Regions from separate parts of the Homo sapiens genome. Here region 1 is linked to region 2. A link is an interaction called in ENCODE POLR2A ChIA-PET data of the cell type or tissue named here. Cell type or tissue: CD4-positive, alpha-beta T cell. All regions are shown on one strand. Links, peaks and the distances in the headings refer to the core of each region. The heading gives the core; the rest is flanking DNA. Region 1 overlaps POP4 (POP4 ribonuclease P/MRP subunit). Region 2 holds the start of PLEKHF1 (pleckstrin homology and FYVE domain containing 1).

Region 1 (15,762 bases), core at 3,943-11,942, 50 kb after region 2:
CCACAGTGTAGAGAAGCCACACACCACCATGGTGCTCCTGAACCAGAAGAGATCATGGGCTTCTATAGAGGGGGGTGAGCCAGGTACAAGGCAGTGGAGTAGGAAAACCTGGGCTGGGGCCAGCCACAGTGACTCACACCTGTAAACCCAGCGCTTTGGGAAACAAAGGTGGAAGGATCGCTTGAACCCAGGGGTTTGAGAACAGCCTGCACAACAGAGACCTCCTCTTTAACAAAAATAAAATAATTTTCCAGGTGTGCCTGTAGTCCCAGCTACTTGGGAGACTGAGGAGGGTGGATTGCTTGAGCCCAGGAGTTTGAGGCTGCAGTGAGCCATGATTGGGTCACTGCGCTCCAGGTTGAGCAACAGAGCCAGGCCCTGTCTCAAAAGAAAATGAAAAAACAAAAAATACCCCTAGGCTGGAGTTCAGCTCCAAACTTGACAATCTGATCCTGTGGGCTTGCAACCCTGCTCCTAAGCAGCATTTTTCTATTTATCTACCTGTCACTGTCCCTCAGGCCTGGTGCTGTTGCAGAGCTTCCTGGAATAGACCAGTGCAGTCCCCTTGCTGTCTAGAGACCTTCATTTTTCTTTTTTCTTTTTCTTTTTTTTTTTTTTGAAATGGAGTCTTGCTCTTGTCACCCAGGCTGGAGTGCAATGGCATGATCTCAGCTCACTGCAACCTCCACCTCCCAGGTTCAAGCAATTCTTCTGCCTCGGCCTCCCGAGTAGCTGGGATTACAAGTTCCTGTAAAATTAGCCTGGCTAATTTTTGTACATTTAGAAGTGATGGGGTTTCACCATGTTGGCCAGGCTGGTCTTGAACTCCTGGCCTCAGCCGATCCATCCAGTTTGGCCTCCCAAAGTGCTGGGATTACAGGCATGATCCACCGCGCCTGGCCAAGACCTCCATTTTTCACATATAATTAAAATAAAATGTGAGGAAATAGAAGCGACCTGACACATGTGCGATGCACTTTGGTATTTTACTTTTCATTTCTATGGAAATGTGAGTCCGAGGCACACCCTGCAAGGCATGCTGGGACAGAAACCTGGCCTGTGATGGCTCCTGGGTGGGTTGGTCCAGGGACCCTTCTCAGAAGCACCATCCTGCCCCAGAGACGGCCCTGAAATGACCCAAAAGTTCCTGATCACACCAGCTGCGGGCACATTCACTGATTCACTTACTCATTCTCCGAGCCCCTGCATCGAGCTGGCCTTTGCGCTGAGCCTGGGACTCAGGGGCGAATTCATCAGAGCTTATAGTCAAGGAGGCAGACACATGTTTGTGTTTATAACACAGCATAGAAAGTGGTGGCAAATCCAGGCTCCTGGTGTCTGGGTCCTTGGTGGAGGGGCACCTGGCCTAGCCTGCAGCCCTGTGAGTGGCCGTGGTCACCTCGGAGACCTGGGTGAGACACTGCTGTTACAAAGCCTGAGATTCTCAGGGTGATTTCTGGAGGTTCTGAACTGTCCATTCAACAACAGAAAGCACCAGGACAGCAAATGGCACGTGTTTACCCTGTGCCCGGCCCCCATTACTCCCACAGCACAGGGTGGATACTCCTCATTCTACAGCAAGGAAGCTCTGGCTCCCAGAGGTGACTTGCCCTAGGCCACGTAGATTAAAAATACACCGATAATATATGATGCTGGCCAGGCACGGTGGCTCACACCTGTAATCCCAGCGCTTTGGGAGGCTGAGGCAGGCAGGTCACCTGAGGTCAGGAGTTTGAGACCAGCCTGGGCAACATGACGAAACCCCGTCTCTACTAAAAATACAAAAACTAGCTGGGTGTAGTGGCACATGCCTGTAATCCCAGCTATTTGGGAGGCTGAGGCACGAGAATCGCTTGAACCCGGGAAGATTAGGTTGCAGTGAGCCGAGATCACGCCACTGCACTCCAGCCTGGGTGACAGAGTGAGACCCTGTCCCTCTCTCTGTCTATATATGTATATACTGATGGCAAGGCCCCACCCCAGGGATTCTGGATTAACTTTGGGAGGTGAAGTCTGGGCTTTGGTGTTCTTAAAACTCCCTAGGTGATTGTAACAGGTAGCCAGGATTGAGCAGCACCGAGTTGAACATAGGTTATTTCTTTTTTGTTGGCTTTATTTTCATTTTTATTTTTTTTGAGATGGAGTCTCCCTCTGTCTAGAGGGACACTCTGTCTCAGGCTAGAGTGCAGTGGCACAGTCCCAGCTTACTGCAACCTCCACCTCCTGGGTTCAAGTGATTCTCCTGCCTTAACCTCCCGAGTAGCTGGGATTACAGGTGCCCACCACCAGGCCTGGCTTCTTTTTGTATTTTTAGTAGAGATGGTGTTTTGCCATGTTGGCCAGGCTGGCCTTGAACTCCTGACCTCAGGTGATCCGCCCACCTCGGCCTCCCAAAGTGCTGGGATTACAGGCGTGAGCCACTGTGCCTGGCCTTGGACACAGGCTCTTTCTAAGAAAGGCCAGCCCCACCTCTTCCTGCAAGTGCTACTGTGACAGAGGGAGGGCTGGGGTGGGCGGCCAACGCAGGGCCCAGCCTCCTCCCACAGGACGGAAGCAGACCAGCCATGCAGAGTCAGCTTCTCTCTCCAGCACTGTGGAGATGGTGACTGGTGGACTTAGGGTGGTCTGGGAAGGCCTAAAACATCGGTCTGCCCCCTGAGGAGCTAACAGTCTGCTATCGACTTAATATTTTGTGTCCACCACCAATTCATATATTGAACCAAATGCCCAATGTGAGGCTGTTAAGAGGCGGGGGCTGTGGGATGGGATTAGGTCCTGAGGATGGAGTGTTTATAGGGATTAACGCCCTATAAAAGAGGCCAGACCGGGAGCAGTGGCTCACACCTGTAATCTCAACACTTTGGGAGGCCGAGGTGGGCGGATCACTTGAGGTCAGGAGTTTGAGAGCAGCCTGGGCAACATGGCGAAACCCCATCACCACAGAAAATACCGAAATTAGCTAGGTGTGGTGGTGCATGCCCATAATCCCAGCTATTCGGGAGGCTGAGGCACAAGAATCGCTTGAACCCAGGAACCCAGGAAGCAGAGGTTGCAGTGAGCCAAGATTGCATCTCTGTACTCTAGCCTGGGCAACAGAGTGAGACTCTGTCTCAAAAAAAAAAAAAAAATGTGGCCACAGAGAGCTCTCTTTATTTTATTTTATTTATTTATTTTTAGATGGAGTTTTGCTCTTGTCACCTAGGCTGGAGTGAAATGGGGCAATCTTGGCTCACTGAAACCTCTGCCTCCCAGGTTTAAGCAATTCTCCTGCCTCAGCTTCCTAAGTAGCTGAGACCGCAGGCACACCCACCACTCCCGGCTAATTTTTGTATTTTTAGTAGAGATAGGGTTTCATCATGTTGGCCTGGCTGGTCTCGAACTCCTGACCTCAGGTGATCCACCCGCCTCAGCCTCCCAAAGTGTTGGAATTATAGACGTGAGCCACCACGCTCGGCCGAGAGCTCTCTTATCCCTTCTGCCACACCCAGTGTGCCACACCCAGTGGGGACACAGTGAGAAGAGACGTGTCTATGAGGAAGGAGCCCTTGATAGACACCAAATCTGCCAGAACCTTGATCTTGGACTTCCCAGCTTCCAGGACTGTGAATAATAAATTTCTATTCTTTATCCATCATCTAGTCTTTGGTATTTTTGTTATAACAGCCCCAGTGCACTAAGACACATAGAATGGGGAAGACCATCCTGGGCCCATGCCCTGAGACCAAGCCTAGCTGGTGGGGCTGGAGTAGGGTGACCAGCTGCTCTGGTTTGTGCTAAAACTAGGGAAGGCCAGGGCAAGACTGGCCAGGATGGGCCACTCGCTGGGAGCCAGAGGAGAGGAGGCAGCTGCCTGGCATGAGGTGAGGCTGGAGGAGGGCAGGGGCCAGGCCACATGGGCCTCATAGGATTTTATTCTGTGTATAGCGCTCTGGGAGAAACACCTCCTCTGTGTCTCTGTTCCAGAGTCCTAGGGACTGTTGCACCGGGGGTCCGTGGAGCACTCGGGTCTGCAAGGAAAGACCCCGTCTATTAGCGTTTCCAGGCCAAATTGAGGGTTGGGCTGCTATTTCTCACGGCCCAGTAACGAGATGCAGATGAACTGGGGAGGAAGGGAGTTTTTATTTCTGTAACCAGTTATGGGGAAGAAGGCCTAGGAAATGTCACCAGACCAACTCAAAATTCGGGTTTCAGAGTTTATATACCTTCTAAGCTATATGTTTATGTGTAAGTGTACATTCATCTAAAGACATAAGTGATTAACTTATTTATTTATTTTTTGAGACGGAGTCTTGCTCTGTTACCCAGGCTGGAGTGCAGTGGTGCAATCTCAGCTCACTGCAACCTCCGCCTCCCGGGTTCAAGTGATTCTCCTGCCTCAGCCTCCTGAGTAGTTGGGATTACAGGCGCACGCCACCACACCAGCTAATTTTTGTATTCTTAGGAGAGACGGAGTTTTACCATGTTGGCCAGGCTGGTTTCGAACTCTTGACCTCGTGATCCACCCACCTCGGCCTCCCAAAGTGCTGGGATTAGAGGCGTGAGCCACCGCGCCCAGCCCAACTTCTTTTAATCTAGAACTAAGATCTGAGTCCTGAAGATCTTCCTCTGAAGCCTCAGTAAATTTACTTAATCTAAATGGGTCCAGGTGCTGGGGCGATTACCCTTATTTTGTCTCCTGCTAAATTATGGAGGTTTGGGGAGTTCCTTCAGATCCCCAGTAAACTTGTTTGTGGAGGTCTGGGGAGTTTCTTCAGGCCTCCGATACAACTTGTTTAATCTTAAAATGGGTCCTGTTAATTCCTTTGTTACTTTGTCATGCTTCAAGGCCCAGGAAAGGCCTGGGCAAAACTCCTGGTGGGCTTTTGTTACACTCCAGCCTTTGTATAGGGCACTGGCTCTATCAGCTTTTAATATTTAACTTCGCCACTCAGTCAATGCTGAAACAGGTGTTACAGAGGCCTGCGTTAGTGAGACCTGGCCTGCCACATTAGTGCAGGGTCTGTCACCTGATTCGGAGACCAGCGCCTGAGCTGCCCTTCTTCACCGAGCCCATTAGCTCTTCTGTCTTCATTATTTAGGGCCACAACTTACCTTTTACTCAATGGAGCCAGAATGGGGCTGCTACCATAAAAACCCCTGGAATGGGGCCCAGGCGGCTGGCAGGGCCTCCTCCGAGAAACATATGCCACGGTGTGGGGACCATAACTATCATTTACATTAATTAGGCAGCCGGATAATAGGGTGTTCAATAGTTATTTTATTCTGTAAATTCTGCGGCAAGCACCGCCAGGAGGCAGGAGCTGGCAGGGGTTCATGCCATGCAAAAAATAGTCCTGTTCCCACCCTGGCAGGCAACGGGGCTTTACATTTATGGTGAAAGGAAGTCTTCCTCAAGTTCTGGAAGAATAGCTGATTTGGTGAGAGGGGACTTGCCATGTGACTCACCCACTGGCCATGTGATCCGGGGATAATTCATCTCAGTGTCCTCAGCCAGCCACCAGTGCTGACTACCTGGGGGTATTCTGGGGTCCTACTGAGAATGCAGCCATGGAGGGGACAGGTGGGTGGGTTTTCTTTTTTTTTTTTTTTCAGAGACAGGGTCTTGCTCTGTCACCCAGGCTGGAGTGCAGTGGTGCAATCACAGCTCACTACAGCCTCAACCTCCCAGGCTTAAGTGATCCTCCTGCCTCAGCCTTCCAAAGTGCTGGGATTAAAGGCATAAGGCACCACACCTGGCCCAAGGGGACAGTTTGGGAGAATGCCCGACCCCTATGTTTGGAAGATGGTACTGTATTCTGTCAGAACCCTCTGAGTTTTTGGGTGATACCACACACACAAACTTTATTGGCTGTGCTTTATTCCTGATGCTCATTTTACAGATGAGGACGCCAAGGCATGGGTGGAGGCTCACCCTTGACTGAACTCACAAAGCTAAGCCAGACAAGGCTGCAGCCTGCCCAACACCCGGAGGTATGCCCACACGGCTCCCCACCCCTGCGACCCAGCTCTGCCATCTTCCTCCTTATTTCTGTCTGCCCAAGGGTGTCTCCCCACCTGCCTGCTCCCTTTTCCCCTGAGAAGACCTCAGCTGCAGCCCCTGCCTCCTTGGCCACGCTGGCCTTGTCCACAGCCCCTTGTTCAGCAGCTTGGACGGCTGGAGCCATCTCCACTCGCCTAGTGGGGCTGCCACCCTTCAGGGCACTGGGCTGTGAGTAGACACCCAGACCGAGGCTGGAGGGGCTGTGTCCCTGAGGCCCTGTTCGTGGGTGCTGTGTGCACCTCTCAAACCTGTTTCCGTGCATCCCCAAGGCCGACACCCTGGTTAAGCTGCAGACGTCTAGCACCGGCCACAACCTCCTAGCTGGTCTTCCGGCCCTTGGCCTCTCCAGTTCACTGCCAGTCTTCCTCACTTCCTGCTGCCCTGCCTGGTGCCTGAAGCCTCCAGCCTCCTCAGCGCCATGCCCCTGCAGGCCCCACTTCCTACCCCAGCTCCTCTGCAGGAGGCCTCAGCCTGCCTGACTCCAGCTCAGCCCTCCGGCTTGTCTTAAGTTCAGGTCCTGAGGGAAGCCAGCCTACTTTCAGACCTGCCAGGGGCCTCTGCCACAGGCCCTGTTCCCCTCCCACCGCACCCTGTGGCCCCAGGGTCCTGTCATCACCACTCACTCTCTCACTACTCAATTGGAAACCTCACAGGGCGGGACCAGGAGGGCTGTGGCAACCACGCCCTAGTGACAGGGCTGCAGAGCACTTGGTCCCTGGAGTTCTGGGGTAGCGGAAGAGCCCGTATTTTGAAAGGAGGGAGCTGTTAAAATTGTGAGTTTGGTGACATACTGCATTTCTTAGGAATGTGGGTTTCCTTGCTTTAAATCTGTGATTTTTCAAGCAAGAGCCACTTAGGGTAACCTGGGCATTACCATTTTTATTTTTTTTGAGACAGAGTCTCGATCTGTCCCCCATGCTGGAGTGCAATGGTGCTATCTCAGCTCACTGCAACCTCCGCCTCCTGGGTTCAAGCAATCCTCCTGCCTCAGCCTCTTGAGTAGCTGGGATTACAGGTGCCTGCCACCACGCCCAGCTTGTTTTTGTATTTTTAGTAGAGACCGGGTTTCACCATGTTGGCCAGGCTAGCCTTGAACTCCTAACCTCAAGTGATCCACCCGCCTCGGCCTCCCAAAGTGCTGAGATTACAGACATGAGCCATCATGCCTGGCCTGGCATTACCATTAAGAAATGAGACTGCTGGAGAGATGCTCAAATGATTTCAGATATTTATTAAGCACCCACATAATAGTCCAAATGGTTCTTCTACAAACATTTTAAATTGAAGTATAACATATGCCCTGAGAAAACACACATCCTCTGTTTGCAATCTCCCCTGCCTTAGCCAGCAAGCGCTCTGTCTCCAGCTCCCAGGCCACGGAGCCCCATCTTCCATGGGGCTAGGTAGCCCCCTAAAGATGACTTAACACAGCCTGTTCTGCACACAGAGCAGCCAGCTTGCATTTAGGGCAGTGATGGGATGCTGGTACATGTGTAACAAGCCCTGGTTTGTAGCATAGTGTAAATTGCTGTGTAAATGTTCCCACCATGAGGGTTGCAGGGTGCCGGCATGAATGTGCCGTCTGCAGGAGGTGCACACATCAGCTCTCATGAGCCAGCACAAGCCCCTGTGGCACAGCACCTGTTTGGGGCCTGTGTTTTTTTATACAAAGCATTATAATCGCACACTTTTTTGGGAGAGCAGGGCAACTGAGGATGCTTTCCGTCTCACATTCGCTGCAAGGCGAGCCTCCACTGGCAGCACTCTACAGGCAGGACAGAGCCACTGGCAGCACTCTCTACAGCGTCCTTTCTCTTTCCTCCCCTCCCTCCCTCTCTTTTGGTAGAGGATACAGTTTAATTTGTGTAGATTAAATGTGCCTGCAATAAACACCACACTCCCTTTCTTCACGTTCTCTGTGGTTGGAACCGAAGGTCTCGGGGAACTTGGGCCTTGAACTTGGGTTTCCTGACTCGGGTTTCCTGCTGGGCTCAGCCTCTCCAGGCCAGGCTATGCAGCGCCAGCCATAGCTGCTCCCGCCAGACCCTGGGGCTTCATGGGGGAAACTGAAAGGGGCAGAGAAGCGCGGGCCACACTTGCTGCACGTCACAGCTGTTGATGGAGCATAACCTCCTCGGTCTGCATAGCTGGGGTGCCAGGGCCCAGTGGCACAGGGCTGCCTTCTCACCCGCGGCTCCTGCTACCAGGGGTGCCCACCGACAAGGAAGGGGGGGTGGCACGTTGGACTCAGGATGTGCAGCTGCCCTGCCCTGGGCAAGCCACACGGGCTCATCTGGCCCAGACAGGGGTCACTGACCAGCACCACTTGCAGTTGCTGTGTGCCAACCCTTATTCAACATTATTAGAGGCACATCCTGGGCTCATTTTTTCTTTTTGGGTCAGAAAACAAATATTTACTGAGCACTTATTATATGCAAGGCAGTGTTCTCCCCTGCAGGGGGCTTACAATGGTTATGGCGGCGAACACCATGGGCAGTGTCCCAGCGTCCGAGCAGCTCACATTCCAGTGGAAGAAAATGATATGAAACAGGCAGATATGGTTGCACTGGGGACTGAGAAGTGGTACACAAAACATAAGACTGCTGGATGCAGTGGCTCGCGCTTGTAATTCTAGCGCTTCGGGAGGCTGAGGCAGGAGGATTGCTTAAGGCCAGGAGTTTGAGACCAGCCTGGGCAACACAGCAAGACCCCCAGCTCTTCAAAAAAACAAGCAAACAAAAATTAGCCAGGCATGGTGGCATGTACCTCTGGTCCCATCTACTTGAGGGGTTGAGGTGCGAGGATCGCTTAAGTCAGGGAGGTTGAGGCTGAAGTGAGCTATGATCACACCACTGCACTCCAGCCTGGGTGACAGAGCGAGACCCTGTCTCAAAAAAAAAGGAAAAGGAAATATCAGACAGAGTAATGTGACAGAGTGACTGGTTGGGGTGGGGGCTGCAGAGCTAGGATGATGGGGCCTTCCCTGTGTGCAGAGCTGAACGCAGGGAGGCTGCCTGCAGATTGAGGGGTCAGGAGAAAGCTCGAGAGGAAGGAATGGCAGGCACAGATGTGCACGGGGACAATCGCATGCTTGGGGGTGTAGAGAGGCACAGGGTGCAGCGGGAAGGTGGACCACGATGGCAGGGGTGGGCTGGGGTCTGATCTGGAAGGGCCTTGATGATGCCGATCAGGGGCTGGCTCTCATTCTGCGTGCAGCAGGAAGTCGCTTGTGGGTTTTCAGCGGGAGAGGCACCCCGAGTCATGTTTCACAAAGGTCACCCGGGCTACAGTGAGGCCAGGCGTGGATGCAGGGAGGCCAGCGGGGGGCTGTGGCTGTGGCTGGGTGCTGGCAGGTGGGTGGAAGGGGGCTGGAGCAGCAGGTGGTGGGAGGGTTGCAAGGAGGGCCACCATGTCGTGATGAAAGGTTGGTGGGGGCGTGAAAGCAAGGGAGGAATCAGGATGGCTCCTTGGTTTCCCGTGTGAGCATCCAAGAGGCGAGGGGCCTCCGCAGAAGCGCGGGTGGAAGGAAGGGAAGAGAAGGGAAGTCCGTCATGCTGTGTGCAGCCCACCATGCTGGGCTGCCTGTTAGATCTCCAGGTGGAGCCTGGTGGGCAGCTTTCTCATTTCCTCAACAGTCACAGAACACTGAATACAGTCAGATACACTCTGGATGAGTGAGGGTATGGCAGTGAGGAAAACAGTCCTGTCCTTAGGAACTTCCGTTCTAGCTGGCAGGAGGCAGATGGTAAACCAAGTTACACATGTGGGTCTGGTGGATCTGAAGTGGTGGACGAGACAGCTATGGAGGGAATGGGGAAAGAAGTCCAAAGGCAGAGCTCAGGGCATTCTAACACTGAGAAGTTCTGCAGAGGAGCTCCCAAAGGACAGTGAGAGGGAGTAGCCAGGGAGGCAGGAGGAAAGTTGGGAGTGTGGGGATAAGAGGTGTTCCAGGAGGAAGGAAGGGATGACCTGTTAAATGCCGATGAGAGGCCAGGCAAGGCAGAGGCGGAGAACCGACCACTGGCTCTGGAGAGACGCAGTCACTTGAGTGAGAGTGGCTTAGTGGGGCGGTGGAGGCAAAAGAATGGAATGTTTTCCATTTCATCCTGCTCCCGGCCTGTCCCAGGAAATCCTTCCCTATCCCAGTCTGTTGCATTTCACCCAGTCTGTGCATCTATCTGGCGTTTTGTGAGTCTCTGGGTGAGGTCCTATATCCTCCTCCATCTCCCTCCTAAGCCAGTCCCTCCTCCAGGAGCTCTGATGGATCAGGCCACTTTTTCTTTTTCTTTCTTTCTTGTTTTTTTTTAGAGATAGGGTCTCATCTGTCATCCAGGCTGGAGTGCAGTGGCACAATCATGGCTTACTGCAACCTCAACCTCTTGGGCTCAAGTGATCTTCCCACCTCAGCCTCCTGAGTAGCTGGGATTATAGGCATATGCCACCATGTGTAGCTCAACTTTTAAATTTTTTTTTGTAGACATGGGGTCTTGCTATGTTGCCCAGGCTGGTCTCAAACTCCCAGACTCAAGCAATCCTCTTGCCTCAGTCTCCCAAAGTGCTGGGATTATAGGCTCACGTGAGCCACCACGCCTGGCCCAGCAAACGTTTTCTGTAAAAGGCATAGGGAAGGGCAGGTCTTTGCTCCTGAGACCTGCCTCCTATGGCTGGAGGTTATCTTTTATGGGCAAAGTGGACCAAGACACAGAATAGCTGAATCCCACTTGGGGCCTGTCCATTTCAGATGCCCTCTAGGACAGCAGCGCCCACCCTCCTGTGAACACAGCCTATCTCTGCGCCTGTCTAGTTAGCAAGGCTTGTCCTTTACAGCTCAGGAAAAATTACCAAGAATGTTATTGACTCTAATTTTAATTTGTCTAGCACTCTTGTTAATGATGTCTATTTAAGACATCCATTAAAGGCTCACGAGGTTAATTAAATGGACAATTCCAATACAGTTCTATTAGAACCCCTTCTATTAATATTGTAGACATTTAACAGATGTCTTAATTAGACATTATAGCTAAGAAATGCAAACTAAATTAAAGCTAAAGCCATTGTCCAGAAAGCGAGCTTTTTTACCAGAATTTACGGCTTTGTGGAGGGATGTTCCTGTTTACTCTTTGGAACCTGGGAGATCAGTCATTTGATGATCTTTCCCAGCCTCCAGAAAACGTTGGCCTGAGAGTCCCAAGTCTGAAATCACAGTCCAGACCTCAGAGCTGGAAGAGACTTTAGACACCATCTGGAGCCCAGCGTCCTCAAACATCAGTGATCAGCTGGGGTCTTAGGTAAACACACAGCTATCTGGGTCCCGCCGCCAGAGGCTGATTCAGTAGGTCTGAGGTGCAGCCCAGGGTCTGGCTGCTCTGAATGTGCACCCACTAACTCTGATATGGGAAGTTCCAGGATGCCATTCCAGGAACGCTGGGTCTAGTCTAATGGCCCCACTTGACAGATGGCGGCACCAAGGTCCCCAAGACTTCAGAACTGCGTGAATGGATCAGCAGAACTCCACCTCCTGCCCCATGGATTAGGGCTTTTCCAGCATCTCTGCCATCTCTCCACTCCTGGCAGCCATATACCCCTTCCGGCCTCTCCTCCTGCCTGCCTGAGCCCAGGGGGCAGACCCTCGCAGGCTTCCCCTGCCTTCCTGGGTCCTCCACAATGCTTCTGCGGGCTCCTGCCCTGAGCCTTGGTGTGAATACACTCTTCACACCCACAGCTGCCTAGAGCCGGAGCCCCTGCTCCAGGGAGACTTCTCTGCCCATCCTGCCCACCTGCACACGCATTTCCTCCCCCATCCAGACTGTGCCTGGCCCCAGCGGGAGGAGGAGTTCAGCTGTTTGCAAAAGTGAAGGGGAACTGGGCAGCTCAGGGGCCCCGGGTACTGGAGGGAGCAGCCCTGGACCCAAGTTCCTGTATGAGCATGTCACAGAATCCAGTGGTGATGGCAGCTCAGGGGCCAGCATTGGGGCTGGCTGGACTGGCTAGTGGTCCAAGCAGCCCATATGGGGGAAAGAGAAGGCCTGGCTAGTGTCTGAGGTTGGGAGTCAGGTAGCTGTTGGAGTCTTTCTGGGAGGCACAACCAGGCTGTCCTGGCTGGGAAAGCTTCGGGGTGGCTGTGGACTGACTTGGGTCTCCAAATTCATATGATAAAGCCCTTGCCCCCACTGTGACTGTCTGGAGACTTTCACGAGTTCATAAGAACACGGCCTGATCCAATAGGACTGGCGTCCTTCTACAAGGAAAAGACCCGAGGGATCACTTTCCTTGCACACAGGGAGGAAAGGCCATGTGAGGACAAGAAGGGAGAGGCCTCTCCAGAAACCAGCCCTGCCAGCACCTTGATCTTTGGCTTCCAGCCTCAAGAGCTGTGAGAAAATGCTGCAGCCCCAGTGTGTGGCATTTTGTTATGAAGATTAGAGCAGATGGATACATCAGCCATGGCCCACGCTGTCCTTTCGCTGTCCTTTCTCCTCCAAGAACCTCATCCTTTCCCCCGAGGCTCTGGCCTATCCTCTGCAGACCCTGTGTGGCAGCTGGGCACTGGGAAGATGTAAAGGGCCCCTGGGCCCCACTCTTTGAGCAGTGGGTCGCTGGGCTGATGTCTCCCAGTCCTGCAGCCTCTGGGTCCTGTCCTGAGTTGCTAACCACTCTCTCCTCTTTGGCACTTTCTCTGGTGCATGGAGGCTTACACAAGTCGAATGTGGCTCTGTCTCCCGTGGGACCACATGGCCAAGGCCTCAGCTCTGCCAGGGTCCTGCTCCTTGGACAGTGGACATGGGAGAGATCGGGCCAAAAAGCACCACATTACCCTCCATGACAAGCTGTGCCGCAGCCTGTGGAGACATGGCAGCCCTGGCCCCTGCCACGGCCCCTGGGCCTCAGATCATGCTTTCTGCAGCTGTTCCTCATCAGGAACCATGTCCCGCCCAGCTGGGCCCTCCCCTTTCCCTCCTCTACCTGGGAGATATGACCCCTGGGTGGGCCATGAGGGCAACAGTGTATCCTAGAAACAGGCAGGCACAGCGGCAGCTTAGTGGCCGGTGAGCACCCTCACCATGTCTCCTTGGGGGAGAGGGAGAGGTATCTACAAATTAAACCGCCACTCACACAGAAACTTGAGTCTGAGCTAAATGAAAAACAGATTTCACATGGCAAGTGGTACCTACAACTTTTCTGGAAAGCAACTGTGTATTTACACAACAGTGGACGCCTTTTACATTGCAGAGGGGCGGGTAAGAGCGGGATGGCTAGGAAGCTACAGCACCTATTTGGTTATGAACACAGCATTTTCAGATGGCTGGGGGAATAGATGCCACTTCCCACTCAAGACAGGGATTTGCTCAGCGGGAAAGCAGGTAATAAAGGCAGCACATCCTGCACTTTGAACTGCATCCGTCTCATCCTGCAGCCACCCTGTAGCTCAAAGCACAGTTCTGGAGCCTATTAGGTCCAAATCTCAATCTACCCTTGAGTCAGCGAGGCCTTAGGCAAGAGGTCCCTCGAAGTCTGTCTTCCTGTGGCAGATGAGGACGGCCACACCACAAGGCAGTCGCTGGGCCGGGGCCCGTGTCCGAGGTGGCAGTGTGCTTGGGCTCCATGTGCCTAGCCCGTGCGTGTGTTCATCACTGGCAGCGGTGACTGCGTGCTGCTTGGGGGAGAGCACTTGAGCTGCCTCAGAACACCCTGGTGAGCGGAGGACACTTGCATGGATGGAAGCAGGACCGAGGCACCGTGTTGGTCCCTGTGAGACTCTGGGTGCACTGAGCTTTGGGGAGGGGTGGTGGCACAGACCTGGGCCTTTCTACTCTCCTGGCACACAGCAGTCAGCGCTCCCACTTCCCTTCTCCACTACGGTGTTTCTCTCTGGTGTGGTTTGGGTGGAAGTTACCAGAAACGCAAAGCCCTGGCACTGCTACTTCTCCTGGGGGAGAACAGATTTGTGGCCTGCCTTTCGCCAGGAGGGCTCCTGGCCTTGCCTTGCTGATCGGCAGAGACTTGCTCCTCAAAGGGAAGGGGTAGTTGGTCCTTCTGAGCCATGTTTCCAACCCATCTGGTAGGCTGGTCCCCTGCCCCGCTCTCACTGCAGCCCTGGGCCCGCTTTTCCTCTGGCCCTGCATGGAAGGGCCTGACCCACTGGCTTTACAGACACATGGTCACAGAGGGCCAGGGTCAGACTGAAAAGCCAAGTCTTTCAGCAGCAAAAATGGCGAAGATATCAAAGGGCGTCAATGCTGCTGGCTTGGCTTTTGCAGCAGGTCTCACCTCGGGAGGTGATGCCGGGCGACCTCCTTTCAGTCCTCCATGGCTCAGCCTGGCAGCTCAGGAGTGGGCATGCTGCGGCAGGTCCCATCTCACTACGCTGGGGCAACCATGCATGGGCACAGCTGCATGCAGTACTCTGCTCCTGGGGTCCACCCCAGCTATGATTCCTGAAGTGAATAAACCCTAAGTCACTTAGCAACTCACCCTTCAATCCTCTTCAACCTTCCTGAAATAGCAAAGTAAACCTTAGGTGGGTCAGAGTTCCACCCAAAGGCGAGCCTCTGTAGACACCTGCCATCCAATGGACCTTTGGGGACCCCCCTTCCCTTTCAACCTGGCTGGACTGCAGCAATACCTCCTTTATTTGATCCCTGTTTATGTCCACATATGTACTGTATTATCACAGATGCAACTGATTTATCATAGAGCACTCAGAAAACATGGAAAAGTATTTTTAAAAATCGAATAATCCTATTCAAGTCAACCAGTGTTAACCCCGGTGTGCTTCCTGCCAGTCTGTTCCTCCCCATGGGAGTCACACAAAATGAAAATCTCCTAGAAAGAGAAATTCCTCTGTCCTCTGACTTCTTCACTTAGTACGCTGCGACCTTCCCATGTTGTTCAACATCCTCAACTCGGAGCGTCACTGGCTGGAGGTGGTCTATAAATGGAATTGGCTTAACTATCTCTTCACTGAAAGGTGGACATTTAGGGAGTGTCCAGTTTTCAGCTGTCATAAACAACTGCCTTAGACGGCAAAGAATTCACAGGTCAATCGTTCCCTTCGCTTTGAACTTCTTCGCAGACCGTTCACTTGACCGAAGCTGGAATTTGCTCCCGTAAATGTAGGAAATAAAGCCATCGGTTTCCACAGTGAACACGCAGTTTAGCTTGGGGATAACTGAAAAAAAAAAAAAAAAAGGCAGGAGAAAAAAAGATGAGGAAAAATATTTATTAATATTTTACTTTTAGGTAGAATATTATTCAGAACACATTGAATGAAAAAAATAAGCTAATAGGAAACGGGAAACCCACAAGGGGAGGGGCATTAGGGTTGCCTGTGGTTATTCTGCCACAGGTCAATCTAGTCACATGCTAAATGTAGCTTGGCACCTAATCTTCAGGGTCAAAGGCTATACACCAAATTCCCAGAACCAGAAAGTCCCAGAACACCTGCCAGAAACTGGTTTTCCCACATTAACTTTCAGATGGGCTCCTGGCCTTATGCTCTGTGGAGAAACTATTACACCACTTTCCGAGGTTTACAATGTGAGGTAGAAGGATATGTAGGAAAATAAGGGAAGCAACAAGAAAAACCAAGCTCAAAAATTAAAGGAAGAAGGCTGGGCGCGGTGGCTCACACCTATAATCCCAGCACTTTAGGAGGCTGAGGCAGGTGAATTACTTGAGTTCAGGAGTTTGAGACCAGCCTGTCCAACATGGTGAAACCCTGC
Region 2 (15,762 bases), core at 2,743-10,742:
CTCGGACCCTCTCCTCACCCCTCTGCACCTCCTAGGAAGAGGCAGGGGACGAGGCAGGCGCCTCCCAGGAATCCCATGCTGCCTGTGCGAAGGACCGGCTTCTGGCAGGGACATGGAGTCCAGGCACAGCTGGGAGGAAGATTTGAGAGGTGGACAGCAGCACTCGGCTGGCAGGACAGTTGGTTCCCGTGTCCTTGCCAGGCCTTGCAAGCAAAGCCCCAGGCAGGAGCGTGAGGCTGGACCCTGGCCCAGCAGCCCCGTGCTCCTGCCAGACCTCAGGCTCAGCTCTGGGGAAAGGGAGCATCTGCAAACAGCAGAGGCCTCGGCCCGAGGCCTCCTGACCTTCCCAGGCGTGGGGGCGGAGTGCAGGCAATGAGCAAAGCTCAGCTGCATGGCTGGGACTGAAGACAACTTCCAGAGCCTCCAAGGAGCTTCCCCACCCAAGAAGGGGACTGGCAGCGGTGCTGTGGCGAAGCAGGAGAGACGGCTGCAAGCTCTACAGGCTGGCCTTCCCCTTCCGTGCTTGCTCCTTGAGGCAGGGCCCTCTCCGGGGACTGCCTGGGCAGCTGGCCTAGCTTCACCTGTCGACCCGAGCCTGGCCCAGGAGGCCATCTCTGGTGGAAAATAAACCTGATAGGAGTTGGAGACAGGGCCTCCAGGGCAGCACCTTCCCTTCCCGGGCCCACTGGCCAGGCCCACATCTTCCATTTTGGGTGGCTCTGCTCTCTCCCAGCATACTCCCCTCTGTGCCTCAGTGGCCAGGGACCCCGATTCATTCAAACTCACACTGGCCCCAAACACCATGCAGTCCTGGGGGTCATTCTGCTTCCTGGCGCCCCCTCGGCTGTCAGCCTGGAAGCTGACACTCAGTGCCTGTTGGATGTCTCAGCATAGGCTGGGTGTGTGGTGGCTCCCACCTATAATCCCAGCACTTTGGGAGGCTGAAGTGGGAGGATTGCTTGAGCCCAGAAGTTCGAGACCAGCCTGGGCAACATAGGGAAATCCTGTCTCAATAAATAAATAAATAAATAAATAAGAAATTAGCTGGGTGCCATTGGGTGTGCCTGTGGTCCCAGCTACTTGGGAGGCTGAGGTGGGAGGATGGCTTGAGCCTAGGAGGTCGAGGCTGCAGTGAGCCGTGATTGTGCCACTGTACTCCAGCCTGGGCGACAGAGCAAGACTCTGTTTCAAAAAAACAAACAAACAAACAAAAAACTTCTCAGCAGAACAGGGGAGGGGGCCTGCCCCTTGGAAGGAGCTGAGGATGGGAAGGAGGGCAGCTAAGGCTTCCAGTCCACAGCCAGAGCCAAAATCGGAGGCAGATGTGGCCTCAGTGAAGCGCAGGTCCGCCCTTGGGGATCCCAGGGAAGCGGACAGCTGCCGGCCTCCATGGCTGCCAGACCCCCTCTCCCACCAGCCACCCATGCACAGCAGTCAGGACAAATTCTCAAAAGCCGAGATCAGCCTTGCTGCGTGCAGAAGGCTCCGACAGCTCTGGGGCACCCGAGGTGGCTGCCCCGTGCCTCTGGGGGCCCAGCTCCAGCCACGCAGCTCAGGTCACAGGGGTCCCTTTCCTGCCTTTGTACTGACTGTTCCCTCTGCTGGAATGTCCTCTCCCCACCAGGCAGGCGTGGCTCACTCATTCTCAGCCCGTCCCCATCATAGCACCCTCCACCCTGGCTTCTGCACCTGTGTCTCCCCCACCATGCTGTGCGGGCCTTGTTTGTCTCACTCCCAGCGGTGTCCCCAGCAGCTGGCATGGCCCAGCTGGTGCGGGAGCAAGACCGCAGGTGTGAAGGCTCTGCGAAGGTCCTGGGCCACCCCAAGCCGTGGGCCCTTACAGGCCCTAACACCTTGGGACTTGGGGCAGCAGCAGTTCTGTTCCAGCCCTGCAGGGGAGAGGGACACAGACCTGAGTCCTGGGCTAAGGGATGAGAATCACCTACTCAGCCAGACCCCAGGGCGCTGCCTGCCATGACCTGGAGAGGACGACACTGCACTCAGTCAGCCTGGGGTCCTGTGCATGGACCCCCTTGGCAGGAAGCTGTAGAGGAGGCTGGTGGTGGCCGGGCTCAGCTGCACGTGGTCCCCTCTCCTATCTTAGTGAACGCTGCCTTTCAGGCTCTGAGGGTTTTCAGGCAGGGGAGTGTGCTGTGAGAAGAGGCCAGCGGTGGCAGCCAACACACCCTGCCCTGGCTTCAGTCCCAGGGTGCAGGGACAGGGCTGCCCGGGCTGGGTTTTGGAGAGGGCACTAGATCTGTCCAGGAAGTCACCCCCAGCTCCGTGACCTGTCTCACCCTGTGCCCTCTGCCCAGGCAGAACCAGCCTGAACCAGTTTGTGTGGTTCAGGGAGGCCAAGGGAGAGAAAGGGACTGTAAACAAATAGGTCCTTCCTGGAAGGCCAGTGGGCCTCCCACACTGGTCATTCTGCCAAGCATGGCAGGTCGAAGGCGCTTTGATACTGACCCCTTGGCCGGGTGTGGTGGCTCACGCTTGTAATCCCAGCACTTTGGGAGGCCAAGGCAGGCGGATCACGTGAGGTCAGGAGTTCCAGACCAGCCTGGCCAACATGGTGAAAACTCGTCTCTACTAAAAATACAAAAATTAGCCAGGTGTGGTGGCGGGCACCTGTAATCCCAGCTACTTGGCAGGGGTGAGGCAGGAGAATTGCTTGAACTCGGGAGGTGAAGGTTGCAGTGAGCCAAGATCGCATTACTGCACTCCAGCCTGGGCAACAGAGTGAGACTCTGTCTCAAAAACAAACAAACAAAAATACTGACCCTCCCGCCTCCCTCACAGGGTGCCCACAGGCCACCAGCAGGCCTTGTCACCTCAAGGGTGGTCTGTGGGTGGTGGTAGCGGCAGGCCCTGGGAGCTGGGCTTCGACCTGCCGAATCAGAATCTGCACTCGAACTGCACCCTCCAGGGTTCTGTCTGCACGTGAACCTCTGAGAACTGGCCCCAGGAGGATGGTGCTAGGCCAGGGAGAGGCCCTGTCAGTGGGGTTTCAGATGCTGTACTGCGTGGGCAGGGAACTCCCAGCCCCACGGTCACCACTTCTAGCTGACAGCAACCCCAGTCCATGCCCCAGTCCTGCCAAGGCTGAGGCGCTGGGAAAGACTAGTGCAGAAGCACTCGTGGGACACTGTTAAAGGATCCCCAGTTCCATGGCCAGCATGGGGCCAGGCGTTGGGAGGCTGACCTCGAGCCCCAGGCCCAATGCACACTCACTCTGAGAAAGGCTGGTGTACCTGGGGCCCAGTTTCCCTCTCCATAGCACCAGCCCCAGGGCCAGGCAGGACTGCACGGGGAAGCTCTCAGCCTGGGAGGCCCGGCAGAGCCACACAAATGGCTATTTGTTTCCTCAGTTCCATCCACTGAGATCGCCCACACCAAAGTGAATAGGGCAGCAGGCATCAGGCCACGGTCATGGCACCCGGACAGACCTGTGTCCTGGGGGAGCCCAGCCAAGGCACAGCATGAGCGTCTGTCTCCTTCAGGCAGCCAGCATACACAAGAACTCCCAGTGTGGGGGACAGTGGTAGATTTTTGCCACCTAGCACATTTTCAACCATGGACAGAGCCATGTCTGAAGCAAGGACACTCCTGGGTTTGTTTTGCAACCACCCATCAATAAACTTTCTTTTTTATTATTAAGTGGGGGCAGGGTTTCTGTTCTTGCAACTGAGTCCTAACAGAAAACAATGGTTTCGCTGACCACACGGAGAGCTGAGGACAGGACAAAAAGGCATGAGACAGCTGGACACCTGGAGAGAGGTGACACAGGACAGAGTCCTCACCCGGCTGCCCTGGGCCTCGGGGAGCTCAGGCTGCAGTCCCTGGGCCTGGTGGCACCCACAGCACGGCAGTCTCTGGCTGGGCTTCGGGGAGCCCACATGTCTGATCGGCAGGGCTTGGCTGGCCAGGCGGTGGGCACCAGCGTGGTGGGTGGGCAGTCCTGGGCTTCCAGGAGGCCTCCTGGGACTCAGGCTCTTCAGTGGGGTGTGCCTGTCAGGGTGCAGGTGGGTTCTGTGGCTACACTCCCATCCTGTCTTCCCTCTGTGTTCCCAAACCTGCTCTGGTCCCTAGATGTCTGGAGACCTGGGGTCGTCCAGCTCAGGAGGCCATCTGGAGCTGCCGCTGCAGCCTGCAGAGTGTAAGGTGGCGTTTGTTACCAAGACCTGTGGGTGTTCTGGGGCTTCCTGAAGGGAAAGGCATTACCTGCAGTGAAGCCATAAGGACACAGTGTCCAGCAAAAAGGCACTGGGAGTCCAGAAAGAGCCACTCCCCACCGCTGCACCTGCCACCATGGGATGGGGTCCCGGAGCCCTGGGCAGCTTCTGGAGCTGCCCTCTTGGGGGCCTGGGCAGTGGAGCTGGCTTGGGGACAGATGTTCTGCAGGCCGGGGGTCAGCTGTGGAAGGCAGACCAGGCCACCCCCGAGGCGTAGAACTCCACGCTGCTGGGCCAGTCGCCGTCCCTGCTGCCCTCCTTGTCCTCGTCGGAGTCATCGTCATCTCCACTGGACGCTCCGCAGATGGGCCGGGCCAGGTGGGCTGGCTGCCCTGGGGACCCCGCGCCCTGCTCCTCCGCCTCCTCCTGCCGCTGCTGGGCGGCCAGTTCGCGGTAGCAGAGGCTGCAGACGCGCACGGGCTTGGGGGACAGGCGCGGGAGCAGGAAGCGCTGGCGCGAGCACTCAGCGCAGACCACGAAGCCGCACTTGCGGCAGTGGTGGCGCCTCGTGAGGGCAGAGAAGCGCGTCTGCGTGCAGCGCATGCAGATGTCCGTGGCCTTGTCGGGGATCCAGGGTGCCGCGTGCTCCGTGCTGGGCGGGCGGCCCGTGGCCCTCAGTTGCCGCCGCACGCACTCCTCGATGTGGCTAATCCATTCCTGGCGCTCCGTAGCGGAGGCGGCCGACACCACAAAGGACTTCTTGGCCGTCTTGATCATCCAGCGGTTCTTGGCCTGCAGCGTCTCCGGCAACAGCTCCAGTGTGACCTCCTCCAGGGGGATGATGTGCTGGCTGCGGTACTTGCGCTTGTTGAGCACGATGCTGCCATACACCAGGATGTCGTTAAAGAGGAAGAAGATGCGCGGCTTGGCCTTCTTGCGGCACTCTTTGGTCAGCACGCCCTCGCCCAGCAGCACTCGGCCTGGCAGCGCCAGCGGCTGCCCCGAGGCCCCGAAGCAGCTCTCCACTGCCGCGATGCGCTGGCTGTTGATCTCCGTGTTGGCCAAGTGGTCCACCATCGTCTCCAGCTGGCGGCTGCAGGAGGAGACAGACAAGGAGTATGTCCAGGCTCAGGCATGGGGGTGTCAGAACCACGCTGCCCACCCCCAACTGACTAACCCACCATGCCAGGCAGCCCACTGACTACGCACAGTAACCCGCAGGCCTGCCCAGCACTGAGAAGCATCACCTCGGAAGCTGACCCTTAGACGGGAGTACAGGGAACTACGGGGAGGGAAGGGGGATTTCCCAGTAAAGGGGATGTGGAGGCCAGACAGGGATGGGAAGGCAGTGATAAAGTGTGCTACTTAGGCCAGGTGCAGCGGTTCATGCCTGTGGTTCCAGCGTTTTGGAAGGCTGAGGCAAGAGGAGGCTCGAGCCCAGGAGTTTGAGGCTACAGTGAGCTATGATCATGCCACTACACTCTAGCTAGGTGACTGAGTGGATTCTATCTCTTAAAAAAAAAAAGTGCTACTGAGCCGGCTACTACTGTGGGCAGCAGAGGGCAGAGGTTCAGCCCCGCTGGGGAGCCTTGAAAAACAGGGCGGAACAGGCCTCAACGGGACATCAGAACGGTCTGTGCCAGGAGACCTGGGTGTCTCTACCCCCAACCCAACCCTGACTCTGCCATCCACCAAACCAAGCTGTCACAGGCCCTGCAACCCACGCAACCACCCAGGAAGTGCAGCAGTCACCACCACCATCACAAGCACAGGCGCCGAGTGCTTCCTGTCAGCCAAGCGTGACTATCTCATTTAGTTCCCACCCAACCCCAGAAGGCAGAATCCCCACTTTACAGGAGGGGAACTGAGGCGATGCTAGGAGGCAGGGGCCCTGGAGCTCGCACTATGCTGCCGTCCCGAGTGGAGTGTGAGGCCACACAGGCCCCTCTGTTGGTGCCCTAAGCACTAAGCACTAACTCAGAGCTCATGCCGGGCGCCCCCTGCTTGGTCCACACACACACCAGCCCACCAGACTCACGACCTTGAAGACCCCATAAATGCCATAGATTCCCCATTCCAAGCCTCCAGTCTTGGCCTCTCCAAGCTCTAGGAGGGCTGTCAGCATAGATGTTCACCTGCTTGTCTAATAAGCTCCTCAAACTCAACACATCCAACAACAAACCTCCGCAGACCTGCACCTCTTCCTCTCCTTCAGTGACACCACCATTCATCCAGGAGTTCAAACCCCAGACCTAGGACACATCCTTGAATCTCCCCCTTCCTGTACCTCCAATATTCAAGCCATGAGTAAATCTCATCATCTTTACCTCTCAAATCTAGCCTGCCCATTTCTCAGCACATAACTCCGCCACCATATCGGTGGCAAGGTGCCATTGTGTCCTACCTGAGACAGGCTGTCCCAGGGTCAGCTCCTTCCTGCAACGGGTTCTCAGTTCCTTTTTGAAAGGGTTCTCCCTGACAACCCCAGCTCAGGCAGCCTCTTCCCACACCCAGGACAAGCATTGGTAATCCAAGGTCTGAGAGTCAAATCCGGCCCTCAGCCTGCTTTTGTTAAAGATTTATTGGGACACAGCCACATTCGTTCATTTATTATTGTCTCTGGTGGCTTCCACACTGCAATGGGAGAGTTGAGTGTTGGTGACAGGGACTACATGGTGACAAAGCCTAAAATATTCACCACCTGGCCCTTTGTAGAAAAGGTCTGCTGGCCACTTCTCTGGGATTCAATCGTTTTTCTTTGTGGGATTTAACAGGACCTGCTGTTTGCTTGTCTATTCATTGCTTGTGTGTTTTCTGCTTCCCTGCTCAGTTCTTAGCTCCATGAGAACAGGAGCTTCTTCTTGTTCATTGTGTCCACAATTCTTGGAGCCATGCCAAGCACATACTAGATGCTTCATAAGTAGCTTGGCACGGTTCCAAGCAGGTCCCAAGGCCCACCATGCATGACTCAGCTCTTACCTCTACAGAGGAAGAGGTGAGAGCTGGCCCCACCACCACCACGTGCACACATGCATTCCGGTACACACGGCACGCCTGGGGCTGAGCTGATCACACCCATAGTGTTTCTGGGTCACTGAGCTGCAGTTCTGAGCCTGGCCACCAGTAGAAAGCCAGAGTGGGGCCCCAGTGTGAGGGTGGATGCATTGCAGAACAGAAGATGCTGGGCCCTCGAGTCCCGTTCCACTTGCCCCTGCAGATCACAAGTGTCCTGAGAAGGGCTGCCCACACTACCTTACGTAAGAACTGCTATTTTTAGCTTGCTGATCTTGGCTGTATACTGCAAACCTAGGGGATTACCAGTGACAGAACTGACCTGTCCCACCATGACTGATCACCGAGTACCTGGCTGAGGGACAATCTGACAAAACCAGAACTGCATTCCACAAAGAGCAATGACTGCCCAGCAGAGACAACCAAAATGCCTACCAGCAGGGAAAAGGATAAAAACCCGGGGCTACTCACGCAATGAGAGATACAGATCAATGTGGTCTGACGGCAAACAACAAACGTGGAGTGGAAAAACACAGCCTGTAGAATGTTGTATGTAAAGTGACACCACTTATGCAGGAATTACATAACATTCTGAAAGTGTTCAAGAACTATATCTATGAATAAAAATAGGTAGGAGGAAGGCCGGACACAGTGCCTCACACCTGTAATTCCAGCTACTCGGGAGGCGGAGGCAGGAGAATCGCTTGAACCCAGGAAGCAGAGGTTGCAGTGAGCCAAGATGGCGCCATTGCACTCCAGCCTGTGTGACAGAGTGAGATTCCATCTCAAAAAAAAAAAAAGGAGGGGAAAAAAACAAAACAAAAAATAAATAACAAGTGTTGGTGAGGGTGTGGAGAAACTGGAAACTGTGCACTGCTGATGAGAATAGGAACTGGTGCAGCCCCTAAGGAAAACAGCATGGAAGTTCCTTAAAAAGTTAAAAATACTCACGCCTGTAATCCCAGCACTTTGGGAGGCCGAGGAGGGGGGATCATGAGGTCAGGAGATCTAGACCATCCTGGCCAACACGGTGAAACTCTGTCTCTTAAAATACAAAAAATTAGCCTGGTGTGGTGGCGAGCGCCTGTAGTCCCAGCTACTCGGGAGGCTGAGGCAGGAGAATGGCGTGAACCCAGCAGGCGGAGCTTGCAGTGAGCCGAGATCGCGCCACTGTGCTCCAGCCTGGGCGACAGAGTGAGACTCCGTCTCAAAAAAAAAAAAAGGTTAAAAACAGAACTACCATATGATCCAGCAATGCCACTTCTGGATATATATCCAGACTGAAAGCAGGGACTAAAATAAATATCTGCTTTCCCATGTTCATATCAGCATCATTCACAATAGCCAAGAGGTGGAAGCAACTCAAACGTCTGTCAATGGGAGAATGGATGAACAAAATGTGGAACATACATACCATGGAATACTATTCAGCCTCGAAAAGGAAGGTAATTCTGACGCACACTACAACACGAATGAGCCCTGAGGACATCATGCTAAGTAAAGCAGGCCCATCACAAAAGGACAAATACTGTAATAACTTATATGAGATATACATACTGATCAAATTCATAGAGACAGAAAATAGAATGGTGGTTGCCAGGGGCTGCCAGAAGGGGAATGCGGAGGTTGTCTGGGTATGGAGTTTCAGTTTTAAACGATTAAAAAGTTTTAGAGGCCAGGTGTGGTGGCTCATGCCTGTAATCCCAGCATTTTGGGAGGCCAAGGCGGGCAGATCACTTGAGGTCAGGAGTTCGAGACCAGCCTGGCCAATATGGTGAAACCCTGTCTCTACTAAAAATACAAAAATTAGCCAGGGATGGTGGTATGTACCTACAATCCCTGCTACTGAGGAGGCTGAGGCAGGAGAATCACTTGAACCTAGGAAGTAGAGATTGCAGTGAGCCAAGATCACACCACTGCACTCCAGCCTGGGCATCACAGTGAGTTCCGTCTCAGAAAAAAAAAGTTTTGGAGATCTGTTGCACAACAATGGGAATATACTTAACACTACTGAACTGTACACTTGAAAGTGGTTAGAATGGTAAAAATAAAAGATAGGAAGGAGAAAGTCAGGAGTAAGTAGCCTGGGGAGAGGACATAGATGTGACCAGGAATGGAGGGCTCAGATTGGATTCCACTTTCGTCTATAAGGTTTCATTTTTAAAAAAGTTTTTTTAAAAAAAGGCAGCAGCAAACACGATGAAATCCGAATATCTGCCAATTTCAAGAAATGGGAACACGTGTTGCTTCTTCTAATTTAAGGTCTTCAAAAGGAAAAGAATTACAGGCCAGTGTCTGGATTGGGTCCTGGGCTCCATGGGCTGGGGGCCGCTGAGCATGTCTCATGATGGGACGCCTGGCTGGGCCTGATAGGGTGACCACATGGCATCCAGGCCTGGGCACCTGCAGGGGATGTCAGGAGCCCCGAAGAAGCAAGGCCACGTGTGCCCCCAGCCCAGCTGTGTGCTGAGAAGTCAGGCCACTGGTGAAACGGGATGAAAACCCAAACCTGAGACTGCAGACCAAAGCCTCCACATTCAGTAGCTGAGGCAGGTGGGCTTTGTGCCCAGAGAGCAGGTAGCCCTCCCGCAACCCTGGGGGCTTGTTGAGCTCTGGAGACTGGGCCAGCCAAGTGGATGGCATGGAGGAAGGGAAGGAGCAGCACCAGGCAGAAGAGAGCTGCAGGCAGGGGTGCCCAATCCACCCTGGACCCGTCCAGCAGAGGGCAGAGTCCATGACGCTGTCTCTGCAGCCCTTGGAGGGGGTGCAGAACACTCCACATGGGACCCCTTTGCTGCTCTGCCCCCACCCATGACTCACAGACCCCCTCTAGGCTCTTAGGGCTAGTGTCCAGCTGCTGATGGTAAAATGTGGACCAGGAAGGGCGAGGAGGGGCATCTGGTGGCGATGAAAGGGGCTGGGCTGAGAGCTGACCCCACACACTGACTGGGGAAGCCAGGGGCTCACATGTGCCCTCCTTTGTGAACCTGCAGAGGGTCCCAGGTTGGGCGAGGGGCGGGGCAGACAACATCCTCCTGGGAGCTGCCCCGGCATGCTCACCTTCTCTACATGACCACAACTTCACATCCTGGTTTGACCTTGCCTGTAGGTTTTTCTTGGCAAATACAGCAGCCCTGAGTTAGATGGGGAATGCTTTTTTCTTTCTTTCTTTTTTTTTTTTTTCTGAGACATTGTCTTGCTTTGTTGCCCAGGCTGAAGTACAGTGGCACAATCAGGGCTAACTGCAGCCTCGAACTCCAGGGCTCAAGAAAGCCTCCCGCCTCAGCCTCCTGAGTAGCTGGGACCACAGGCATGCACCAACATGCCTGGCTAATTTTTAAATTTGTTTTAGAGGCGAGGGTTCACTCTGTTGCTTAGATAGGTCTTGAACTCCTGGCCTCAAGCAATCCTCCCTCCTCAGCCTCCCAAAGTGCTGGGATAGCAGGTATGAGCCACTGAGCCCAGCTGGGAATCCTTTTTTTTTTTTTAATTGTTCTCACTAGGGAAGTGAACCTCCCTTGCTTAGCACAGGGGAGAAAAAAGCTGAGCCCTGTCCTTACTCATTTGGGGCCGGCCTGCCTCGGGAAGATGTTGGTGACAGAGCTTCCTGGCAGCCTCTGGGCCCTGAGTGCCTGTATTGGCCCCAGTGTGGCCCCAGGGCTGCTGGTAGAGGGGTGACCCCAGCGCAGGCTCAGTAAGCCTGGGAGACCAGGCAACGAACAGACCTGCATCTTTCTTTGAGGGTTCAGAGGGGTGGGGGCTCTCAGGCTCAGCAATCCTGCTGCCTGCACAGGGGCTGGAGGTGCTCATGTGAGCACTGCGGCTTGGGAGCCACATCCTGAGAGCCCCCGTGTGGCTGCAGAAGCCATGAAGCCAGGTTCTGTATGTGGCAGCCCAGGTGTGATACGTGATCAACAGCAGGGGCTGGAGAGCTACACCAAATCTGGGCCACTGCCAGCTTTTCTAAATCCAGTTTTATTCAAACACAGCCATGTGGGACAGAGGCTGTATGGCTGGCAAAACCTAAACTATTTGCTACCAGCTCTTGAGAGAAAAGGTTAGCCAACCCCTGATCTACACCATGCCACATTGTAAAATGTATAATGCACACACTGCAGGGCACGCTGAACAGGCCACACAAGGTACTGTCCTGACGGGAGTCGTCCTGTCCTCTCTCCTACTCCGGACACAGCATTTTGGATAAATGAGAGATGCGTGGGGCCCCAAGATGGTAGCCCTGGAAAGTAGGAGCTGGGCAGCGGTGGGGGATGGGGTGGGGGCTGTAACTGCTCTGCCTCGGGTTACAGGTGGAGAACCTGCTCAGGGACGTGCAGGGCCAGGGTCACCAAGGGAATCAGAGTTCTGGGGGCAGCTCAGCCCTTTGGACTTTCCCTTGACTTCCAGATCGGGGCTCCTCCTTCCCTGCAGGGACCTGGGCCGCACGCAGACCCACCCTGCTTCCATGCCTGCCTGATTTCATTTTCCAAATATTTATGAGTCCCACTGTGTGCCAGACACTGTGCGAGGTTACAGCCGGGAGCTGGAGACCAGGCCCTTCAGGAATGCACACTTCTTGCCAGTGAGACTAGAAGTACATTCACAGGGTCTTTTCTGAGAGCCAGTGCTAAACACTGTGAAGAAAAAGACTGGTGCGCCCAGCAGGGCAGGGCCTGGGAGGACGGTGGAGGTCGAGGAAGGAAGGCCTTGGGAGGAAGTGAACTCACTCCAGCCTGAAGTCAGCTGTGCAAAGATCTAGGGGCAGAGCTCCGGTCCTGGGGAGCAGCTCAAGGTGGAATGGGTGAAGTCAGGCTGCGGAGGAAGGAGCGATGGGGCAAGGAGGACAGATGAGGTTGCAGTGCCGGCAGGAGACATCCTGCAGGCTCCCAGGCCAGCGTGAGGATGTGAGGTTTTCTCCATGTGCATTGAGACTGCAGCATCAGGCGCCAAGCCTCCTCTCCCTCCAGAGGGGCCGCCCCTGGGCTCTGTCCAGCCCTGTGATTCCTGGAAGGCCCTCCTCCGGGAAGAGACCGGTAATGAAAAACAAAGCAAAACAAAACTGGAAGTGCCGCCGACTGAGCACTTAGAGCTCACCAGGCACAAAGTTAAGCATATTACGTTCATTATTTCACTTAATCCTCACAAAAGCCCCCTTGGGGAAGGTACTTCCACCACATCAAAGTCACTGCCCAAGGTCCCTGCTGAGTGATCAGGAAGCTCGGCTCCAAAATAACCATGAGCTGTGGAAAGCTGCACTCAACCAGAGACCAAATCAGAACTCCAGAAGTCAGAGTCCAGCGGGTGTTGCCTGCGCTCCAAATGCCTGATGCCCACCCCATCCCGAGCAGGTCCGTCAGCTTGGCTGGGCTGTCCCACCCTCCAGGCCACACTGGCCAATCCCCCTTCCTTCCTCGGGGTGGGCTGGGTTGGGCAGGTCCCCTAGTTCACCCAGGGCTGCCTGGCCTGTGTTTTGGCAGCCCGGAGGGCTGACGTGTGCAGGGACGCAGGCCGAAGTCAGAGAGTCATCTCAGCTCACAACAGACTCCAGTGGGAACGACGCTGTGCAGAGGGACGATCCCAGCGCATTAGGGGACTACCTCCCCACCTCCTTGGCCTCTGACCCTCTCTGGCCAGGAGATACCAGAGGTGTTCAAATTCCAAAGGAGTGCTCCCCTTGGGCTGCAGAGATCAAGTTTCAGCGTGGCTCGGAACCTCTCTGCTTTCCCACCTGCAAAGAGGCTGACCACACCTCTGCCCTACACGGCCCGCCAGGTGTTGGGGAAACGAGAAAGGAGGGAGATTCCAGGCCGCCTCTCTCTGCGGGCCTGCTCAATAGTTTCCTCTCTGAGATGGGAGCAGTGCCCGACCCTGTTTCCCTTGGCAGCTCCCACCAAGAATCACAAACTCAACTGCTCCAGAGGAACTGGGACCCCAGCGCCCCCCGCCGCGCCCCTGCCCAGGGGGACAGTGGTCCCATCCAGGCCTCCAGACTGCAGACTGGGGCTGAGAAGAGAGGTCCCGGCGGCCACACGAGGCCAGGATCCCGGAAACACCACCAGCGACCGGGTGCGCTGAGACCCCTGCAGTCCCGGGTGGCCCGCGACCCCCTTACCTCCACCAGCTTACATCTGCGCGTTTCCCCGGGGATTCCGCCTCGGACGCTCTGACCCCTGACCGCTCTCCCCAGGCTCCCTGCAGGTTCACCCCGCAAGCCGCCCAGGAGCGCCCTTCCCAGGCCTCTTCTTGGGCTGGAGTCAGCGGCACTGCGCCCCGCCGGCCCAGGAGCCGCCAAGACCGCGCGGCGGGAGAGAGCTCGCTTGTCCGGGGGTGGTGATGGGAGACTCGCCTCATGCGCCTGCCCCGCGACCCGCAGCCCGGCCGGGGGACGGTGGGGGGACTCACCTTCTGCGCCGGCCCCGCGCCCAGCCCTCGAGTCCACACCGCAGTAGCCCGGGTCCCCGCCCGCTCCGCCCGGGTCCCGGCCAGCTCCGCCGGACACGCCCCCGCGGTGGCTCGGCCAATCGGAGCCCGGGAAGCGGGAGGGGCGGGGCTTGGGCGCGGCGCTCGGAGGGCGCCCGAGCTTGTGCGCGCTGCAGGTCCGGGGCTGGGCGGGACTGTCGCCCGTGTTTGACCCCCTGGCCCCGCCCGGCTTCCCTTTCCGCTCGCCGCTGCCCCACGCGGAGCGCGACTGCCGTCACCCGGTGGGACTGCGACCCTGGCCTTGGGCAGGGGTGGGGTGGGGGCGCCCGCGACTGCGAGACCTGCGGGACTTGGCGGGGAAAGGGGCAGTGGGAGGCTTGTGCCTTCTGGTGCCTCCGGCGGGCCTCACAGCACAGTCACCCTCAGCGGTCAATAATCGTAATATGAAAATGCAGCAGCACTTTATAACCTTTTTTTTTTTTTGAGACGGTGTCTCCCTCTGTCGCCCAGGCTGGAGTGCAATGGCGCGGTCACGGCTCACTGCAGCCTGCACAGAAATCATCCTGACCCCAGGAGAATTAGCCCACCAGGACCGGCTAGTTTTTGTATTTTTGTACAGACGGAGGTCTCACTATGTTGCCCAGGCTGGTCTCGAACCCCTTAGCTCAAGCCATCCTCTCGCCTTGACCTCCTAAAGTGCTGGGATTTCAGTAGTGAGCCACCGCACCTGGCCTATTTTAAGCTTTTTATAGTGGAAAATTTCAAACTGAAGGAAAGAGAATAGTCCAGGGGACCCTGGTGCCCGTCACCCAGGTCCAACACTAGCAGCAAGTTATGTCACCCCTGACTCAACCGCACCTGAGCCTCCTGTGCGGCTCAGAAGGAAATTCCCAGGCCTCAGTGCCCGGAGGCCTTCCTGGCCCTCCCTGGCCTCCTCCCCACAGGTCCTCTCAAATGGGCTTCTTCCTGTTCCTTAAAGCCTCAGGCCTTTGCTTCTACCTCCATCAGACCTCAAACTGTCACCTCCTCAGGGAGGCTGCCCTGGCCACCCAAAGCGGTTCCCTGTCTCCACCCCATCTCCCTCCACAGTCACCCGTGTTTGTAATTTTGCAAAGCATCTCCCAACCCAGAGTCCTCTCCTGAGGCCGCTCGTGGGATTCAGGGCTGCCTACCAGGCTGTGGCTTCTGTGGAATGCTCATAAACAAGTCATGCTGGTGGCTTGCCTCCCACCCAGGCTGTGAGCCCCACGGGCTAGACAGTAATTTCTTCTCGTGTTCAGACAGGACTTTCTTCTGGTTCACCCCTGCATACCGAGTGCTGAGAACGGGCAGCGCATAGGAGGAACGCAGTCCCTACCTGTCACATAGATGCAGGTTGTCTTGCCAAATAGAACTCCACCTGGGCACCCTGAGAGGGGTGGCTCAGGCCGGGGCAGGCCTGCTGGGCCAGGACCAGGTGAGAGGGGAGCAGCGGGGGGAGGGCTGATGGGCTGTAGGGCTGTGGGGCTGGAGCTAGAAGAGGTGCCTGCTCTCTTGGCAGGGGGCTATGGGCGAGGCTGTGAGGTGGGCCCAGTGCTGGAGACGGTCCTCTCCCAGCTGAGAAGGGAAGGGAAAGGGGGTGACGGAGGGGGAGGGAGAGGGGACAGGCAAGTGAGAGGGCCACCAGCTGTGGCCTTGGGGAGCCCCCTCCCCACTACCACTTCATGGCGCCCACCCACTACCGTTGCCCTCATCAGCAAGGACAGCTTTTATGAGCATTCAACAGAAGTCACCGCCTGGTAAGTAACCCTGAACCCCACAAGACCCGAATAATGTCTGTTTGCTTTCAAAGTGTTTAAACATTTTTAAAATGCATTGCTGTGAACATTTCATATGGGGAGAGTTCACATAAAAATCAGGATCTTCAGCTTCTCTTAAATCAGAAGATTTGAGAATGCGGGTCCTCTTTAGAGGGGCCTTGTGTTCTCCCCTCCACTATGGTCCCCACACTCCCTCTGGTTTCCCCCTTGGGGCACTTTACCCCCTTTTGCACCTCCAGATGAATATACGTTTGGGTTTACAAGTCCTGAAGGGGCAGCCAGGCCTCTATACCACAGAGAGCAGAAAACACAAGGTCTGAGATCCCACAGGCAGAGTAATAACCAGGAGGGTCAGTGGGGCC

The links. ChIA-PET counts read pairs that join two places held together with the same protein. Peaks named below come from ENCODE experiments on the same cell type or tissue, not always from the same donor. Only the 100,000 strongest peaks of a DNase experiment are listed, where the experiment ranks them.
Region 1: POLR2A ChIA-PET joins it to region 2 with 16 read pairs; 19 of 35 experiments call an interaction of 5 or more read pairs at or near these places.

What each region holds. Positions count from the first base shown.
Region 1 is chr19:29,614,691-29,630,452 of GRCh38, reverse strand. It overlaps POP4 (POP4 ribonuclease P/MRP subunit), which reads right to left. Exons shown (of 7, transcript NM_006627.3): 7 at 13,216-15,209. The coding sequence ends at 15,073. It overlaps LOC105372353 (a long non-coding RNA gene), which reads left to right. Exons shown (of 7, transcript XR_935896.3): 7 at 1-257. Among named protein-coding and RNA genes, the nearest start is that of POP4, 16 kb to the right of the region's middle. RefSeq lists silencers at 3,357-3,651, 9,353-9,402 and enhancers at 6,396-6,445, 8,202-8,261. In CD4-positive, alpha-beta T cell, for the core only: no CTCF peak of the experiment used is centred there; DNase peaks (open chromatin) are centred at 6,472, 6,632 and 8,012; H3K4me3 peaks cover 740 bases; H3K27ac peaks cover 1,995 bases.
Region 2 is chr19:29,663,327-29,679,088 of GRCh38, reverse strand. It overlaps PLEKHF1 (pleckstrin homology and FYVE domain containing 1), which reads right to left and starts at 13,628. Exons shown (of 2, transcript NM_024310.5): 1 at 13,584-13,628; 2 at 3,612-5,265. The coding sequence starts at 5,249. The coding sequence ends at 4,410. It overlaps LOC105372353 (a long non-coding RNA gene), which reads left to right and starts at 13,834. Exons shown (of 7, transcript XR_935896.3): 1 at 13,834-13,882; 2 at 14,882-15,057. RefSeq lists enhancers at 7,334-7,563, 10,065-10,374, 12,521-12,570, 13,191-13,310, 12,762-13,315 and 1 more and a silencer at 13,391-14,060. In CD4-positive, alpha-beta T cell, for the core only: a CTCF peak has its summit at 7,333; DNase peaks (open chromatin) are centred at 5,898, 6,538, 7,178, 7,658 and 2 weaker places; H3K4me3 peaks cover 3,858 bases; H3K27ac peaks cover 7,701 bases.